Regions from separate parts of the Mus musculus genome. Here region 1 is linked to region 2. The links are chromatin loops, found by intact Hi-C in ENCODE. Cell type or tissue: left cerebral cortex. All regions are shown on one strand. Links, peaks and the distances in the headings refer to the core of each region. The heading gives the core; the rest is flanking DNA.

What was found. Hi-C counts contacts between places; a loop is a spot of excess contacts. Peaks named below come from ENCODE experiments on the same cell type or tissue, not always from the same donor. Only the 100,000 strongest peaks of a DNase experiment are listed, where the experiment ranks them.
Region 1: a loop joins it to region 2, with 2.5 times the contacts of the local background. A loop is called at or near these places in 3 of 42 quality-filtered maps.

Annotation. Positions count from the first base shown.
Region 1 is chr7:114,150,398-114,153,304 of GRCm38, reverse strand. No RefSeq gene overlaps it. Among named protein-coding and RNA genes, the nearest start is that of Rras2, 34 kb to the right of the region's middle. In left cerebral cortex, for the core only: no CTCF peak of the experiment used is centred there; DNase peaks (open chromatin) are centred at 1,108 and 1,680; H3K27ac peaks cover 1,916 bases.
Region 2 is chr7:114,086,142-114,089,048 of GRCm38, reverse strand. All of the region lies in intron 1 of Rras2 (related RAS viral (r-ras) oncogene 2), which reads left to right. Among named protein-coding and RNA genes, the nearest start is that of Rras2, 30 kb to the left of the region's middle. In left cerebral cortex, for the core only: no CTCF peak of the experiment used is centred there; DNase peaks (open chromatin) are centred at 785 and 1,527; H3K4me3 peaks cover 188 bases.

The sequences.
Region 1 (2,907 bases), core at 263-2,762, 64 kb before region 2:
ATATCTTCCTCCATTGTTCTTCACCTCAGTTGTCTGAGAGAGAGAGAAAGAGAGAGAGAGAGAGAGAGGAAGAGGAAGAGGAAGAGAGAGAGAGGGCAGGGGATAGCAATAGGGAGAGTCTCACCCTATAGCAATGCCTGCCCTGGAACTCCTTAGTAAACCATGTTGGCTTCAAACTCATAAGAGATCTGCTTGCATCTGCCTTCCCTGAGATTAAAGGTAAGTCCCACCACACTCAGATCTTAGTCTTAGTTTCTGGGACAGGGCTCCTCACTAGACATGAAGCTTACTGGGCTAAGATGGTCAGCAATTCCCAGAGAGCTGCCTGCTTCTGCATTCCAGCACTGGGTATAGATGCATGATACTGGGCCCAGCTTTTATGGAGATGCTGACGACCTGACCTCAGGTCCTCATTCTTACAAAACAGTTTACTGACTGAGCCACCTCCCAAACCTGTGGTTTTCCGTTTTGTTTGTTTGTTTTGTTTTGGGCTTTGGGTTTTGTGAAACTCAGTTTCTCTGTGTAACAGTCCTGGCTCTCCTGAAACTTGCTCTGTAGCTCTGTAGATGAGGCTGGCCTCAGACTCAAGAGATCCTCCTGCCTCTGACTCCCCAGAACTGAGATTAAATGCATGCACCACCACCACCTGGTTAGATTTGGTCTTCTTTTTTAAGGTTTCTCTCTCTCTCTCTCTCTCTCTCTCTCTCTCTCTCTCTCTCTCTCTCTCTCTCTCTCTCTCCTGCATTGGTGTTTTGCCTGCATGTATGTCTGTGTGAGGGTGTTAGAGACAGTTGTGAGGTGCCATGTGGGTGTCAGGAATTGATCCCTGGTTCTCTGGAAGAGCAGTAAGTGCTCCTACCTTGGAGCCATCTCTCCAGCCCCATTTGGTCTTCCTTTAAGCACAAGTAAAGCATTACATGTACAGTAAGTGTCCTGGGTTTTACTGATATCCCTGAGCCTTGGAGGGGCCTCTGTAGACAATGAGGCAATAACTGTCTAACTACCCTGTCAGACTCTTTGATTTACGTTGAGATTGACCCCAAGAATCCCATCACAAAGGGAAACATCACAAGGTAAAAATGGGCAGGAGCCCGCTAGATGGCTCAGCAGGGAGAGGCATTTGTTGCAAAACCCAATGACCAGGCTTTGATCATCAGAGCCCAAATTGTGGCAGGAGAGAATTGACTTCTGCAAGCTGCCTCCACATGCTTGTACATGCATGTGGTACACACACATGCACACTAAGGCACACACACATACACATAACATTTAAATTTTTTAAGAGGAAAAATATGACGGGATTTGTAAAAATGAAGTTTTATTGACCTTCTTCGGAGGAATTAGATCAAAATCTCCATATTGTTCTCATGACAACAGGCTGTTTCCTATGTTGTGGTATTTTCAATTGAATTTCTATTTTTCTTTTAGATTTATTTTAAACTACAAAACAGTTTCTGCTGTGATAAGAAGCCAAGTGCCCTCTCAAACTTGGTCCCCTACTTATGCAAACATAAATTTCCCTACCTCTTCAAGCCAGAGCCAACCTGCTTTAGTCTTTAGGGTGGGGTGACAGAAACAATAATAGCTAGTTTGCCACATTCTGTGGCTCCCCAGTGTCACAGCTCCTCTTTGCTGAAACATCTAGTTATGGTGGGTTGGTCACCATGGAAACACAGCTGATGCTGTGAGCATATGGCCTAGAGCCTCTCTGTGTTTGCATTCCCAGTGAGGGAAAGGAGCTGGTGGTACTAGAGAACAACAGGACAATGTTCTGTGTTATCTGTCATGCTTGTAGGATGAAGGAGGAGACCAGATCACTGTGGAGAAGGCTGGCTTAGAAGTGCTGTACGAAGGAAAGACTCGGAGACGTCTGGTTCCTCCGTTCCTCTGTGAACAGTACGTAGTTAAGGCTCACATACTTCAAATGTGTGCAGATGGATATGGAGAAGCCAGAGGAGTGGTGGGAAGGAGGTAGGAACACAGAGACCTAATAAACACTCACTGTGTGCCAGGCCTATATTACCATGTGTGCAAGCCTAGTGAAGACCAAGAATAGGATACTAGCATGACTGAGATCTAGTGAAGGCCAGTGTCCTCATCCAAGGCCATCTCCTCCCTGGAGTTGTACATGACAGAGCAACAAGGGATTGTCTTTCTCTCTTTCTTCCTTTCTCTCTCTCTCTCTCTCTCTCTCTCTCTCTCTCTTTTGAGACAGGGTCTCACATAGCCCAGATTTGTCTAAAACTAACTGTCTAGGTGAGGCTGGCCTTGAATTCTTGATTTTACTTTCTCCACCTCCCAAATTCAGGGATTACAGACATATGCCCTCACATCTGGTTTTGGGTCTTTTCTAAAGGCACTGGTCCCGTTTGTGTGGCCTAACCATGTCCCAAAGGCACTGTCTCCCAGTCTACAGGGAATTAGTACATCGTTACTTCTCCATTGCTATGGTAGAACACCATGAGGAAGGCAACTTATGGGAGAGTTTATCTGAGCTTATGATACCAGGGGGTTAGAGCCAATGATGGTAGAGCAGAGGCAGCGGTGTGGAGGCTGGAGTAACAAGTTAAGTGCTCATGTCTTGAACCAAGAGCAGGAAGCCAAGAGAACACACTAACAATGCCTATAATCTTCTGACTCTGAAAGCCTGCCTCCAGTGGCACACTTCTTCAGCCTTCCCATAGCAGCACTGCTTGGGGACCAAATAGTCAAATGCCTGAGCCTATGGGGGACATTCTCACTCAAACCTACAGAGTTAGTAATCTTAGGAGTGAAAGGTTTCAGTATAGGATTTTAGGGAACCCAGACCTTTAATTCACCAGGAGGACTTCACTCCAGACTTATATGATAACCTCACAAAGTGAGATAGCCTTACAAATACTAGATGAAAGTCTTTTGAAGTGTTAA
Region 2 (2,907 bases), core at 209-2,708:
ATAAGCTACTTGTTTGCAGTCTACCTTTATCTTTGTGTTGCTTATATTCTTACAGAGGTCAACTTGCGCTTACAGTTCTTTCCCTTTTTAGATCAGACATCTTTATTTTTTTCTTTACATCTATTTATTTTTAGATTTATTTATTTGTATTTTATGTGTGTGAATGTTTTGTCCGCATGTATGTATGTGTACAAGTGTCCTCTGGCCAGAAGAAGGCACCAAATCCTTTGGAAATGGAGTTCCCAGGGGCAGCCATCTCTCTAGTCCACAGCATGCTACTTTTCATGACTCTGTCTGTGGCTGTAAAGGTTGTGAAGAAAGAACTTTGAAATCAATTTATTTTGTATTTTCTTTTTCCTGATAAGTGTTTTGGAAAAGTTTCTCCAGAGGGCTTTTTACTTCATTTCACTGTTAGCGAAGTTGATAACTTTTCCTAAGAGCAACAAAAAGCTGGTGAAGGAATCTTTTGATGTCTACTTTAGCGCTGAAGACTGCTCGTGTTTCTGTAGGAAAGTGCGTCTGGTGCTTTTATTTTGTTTATAGATTGAAATTCACTAAAGAAACGTGTGTGTAAATGAGGCACACACACACAGAGGTCTCTTTAAAATCTTTGTTTTGATTAATTTATAGCCTTCAGTGTCAATTGGCCTTTGGCTTTTGGTACCAATCGCGTGACTCTAGACAAGTGTATTGCCCTTGAAGAAAAACAGCTTTGAAAAGATGTGTTAGAACATGGGAAAACTAGAATCTGCTCTCTTGTGGTTTCACGGGGTGCCAGAGGCGCTTGTGTCTCACTCAGTTGCTTTCTGCTCAATGAACAGATTACAGCCTGTGCCTGCAGCCTCACTGCAAAGGAAACAGCAGGAGGGTGAAGCCCTCAAGTGAACCCGACTTTTTTGTGGGGTGTGGTGGGTGGGCAGTCTACAACTTAAATAAACAAATTGAATCACGCAGGAAGAAAACCTTTGATCTTTGCACTCTTCGCACTGACTTTTTTTCTGGTATCGTTCCTTATTGTTTAAACATTTTCACGATGGTTAGCCCACGGTAGACCTGCGACTGCAGGCGTGTTGTTTAGTAGCTTTTAAGTCTTCTTTGAGATCATTTATTCAGCAAGCTCCTTTTCCCTTTGGGTGGGCAGCTCCTTGTTGATGAAGGTCTGAATTTTAGATCCTCACATTGTGGTCAAGGGAACTAATCCTTTTCATAATGTCACGTGGGATTCTTTTCGCTGGTTTATTTTTGAAGGTTTTGGCTGTTTTGATCACACATAGCTATTTTCTTTAACTCTGAAAAATAAAACCCATTTTATGTCCCTCTACTACAAAGCTCCTCAGGAGGTTCCCAGCCTTTGATCACTTCAATACCAGGAATGAGATAAATGTGTTGAAAATCTCCTCCTTGGGCAAGGAGAAGAAATCCTTCATTATTCGTGGCTAAGGTACCGTTGTTATCTGCAGTTGTAGGAGAGAGTGAGGCTCTGCCCCCAGACCTAGGACATCCTCTGCCTGCTTGCCAGCTTGGCGTCATTGCCAAATGCCAGGGTTGACTGAGTGTGTGGGAGAAACTCTTGAAAAAATCTGAACATTTACTCCACACGTATGAAGAAAGTAGAAGTGTTTCGTTCCTTCCCTCCTGTCTCCCGTCTTCTCTCTTTTTCCCTCTGTCCCTGTCTCCCCCTTTCCCTCTCTCCCCTGTCTTCTCTCTTTTCCTCTCTCCCCTCTGCCCCCTCTCTTCCCCCCTCTCCTCTCTTCCCTTTCTCCCCTCTTTCCCCTCTCTCCCCTCTCTCCCTTCCCCCCACTCTCCCTTCTCCCCTCTCTCCCATCTTCCCCCTTTGCCTCCCTCTGTTGAGGCTGGGGCTCACTGTGAGCCCTGGTTAAACCTAGGGCTTGAACTTGGGGCAGTTTTCCTGCCTCTGCTCCGAGTGCTGGGACCACACAAGTGCACTGCCCTGCTTGCAGCATTATATTTCTGAAGGTGGCTGCTGGGGGCGGGGGCAGGTTTGGGGGCCATTCAGTTCCAGTAGCCATTAGCTTCCTGGCTTTGGATGGGGTCCCTAACTTCTATGCCTGCGTGTCTGCACTGGGGGATACCTGTCCTGGTCAAAAGGGAGCTTCAGAGTCTCTGGAGCTAGTTGCAGGTGGCCGTGAGCTGCCCTAAGTGGGTGCTGGGAACCAACCCCCTACCCTGTGGCAGAGCAGAGTTCTTAGTTAATCTCAGCCCTCTCTCCAGCCCTTGACCACCTGCTCCTCCCGCCTCCAAGCACCTAGATCACAGCTGTGGGCTCGTCACCCTGCTTTAGGCGTTTACAGTTTGAGTCTTTTGTTTTTGTTGTTCATTGAGATGATGAAGACTGTGGGATCCCTCCCCCATGTCTCATAGATGCTTCTGCAGGACTTTGTGCTGAACCCACTATAACAACACTCAAATGTCCTCCACTCCAAGACACACCTTCCTCTTCCTTTTTTGCCTCCTCAAGGGAGACTCCTTGAGAGCGAGGGAGTCCTTGTTTATTTTGTTGTCTCTAGTGAGCTCTGCTTTCGTTGAACTGCAGTGTGAAATTTTCCAGGCTGGAGCTGAACACTTGGTGAGTCCCAGTCAGTAAAGGGGAGGTTAGTTGTCCCCTGCCCCCCCTTCTGAAAGTCTCATCTCCTATCTTTTTGATATGCTGAGAATGTTTATCGTCTTTTGCTTATTGCATGGAGCTAGTATGTAAATGAGGAAGCCAGGGGAACCATGTTTGGGGCATAAGACTTAGTCCTTGATGGTGCACACAGGGCCAGACTTCCTCACTGAGCTTCTGATACAGTTGTGGATGCGCCTTCTGCTTTAGTAGTGTCTTCAGAACCATGTTGTTTGTGAAATTTAAATGTAACCTCTTATTATAAATAGCTGTGCGATTGTGAG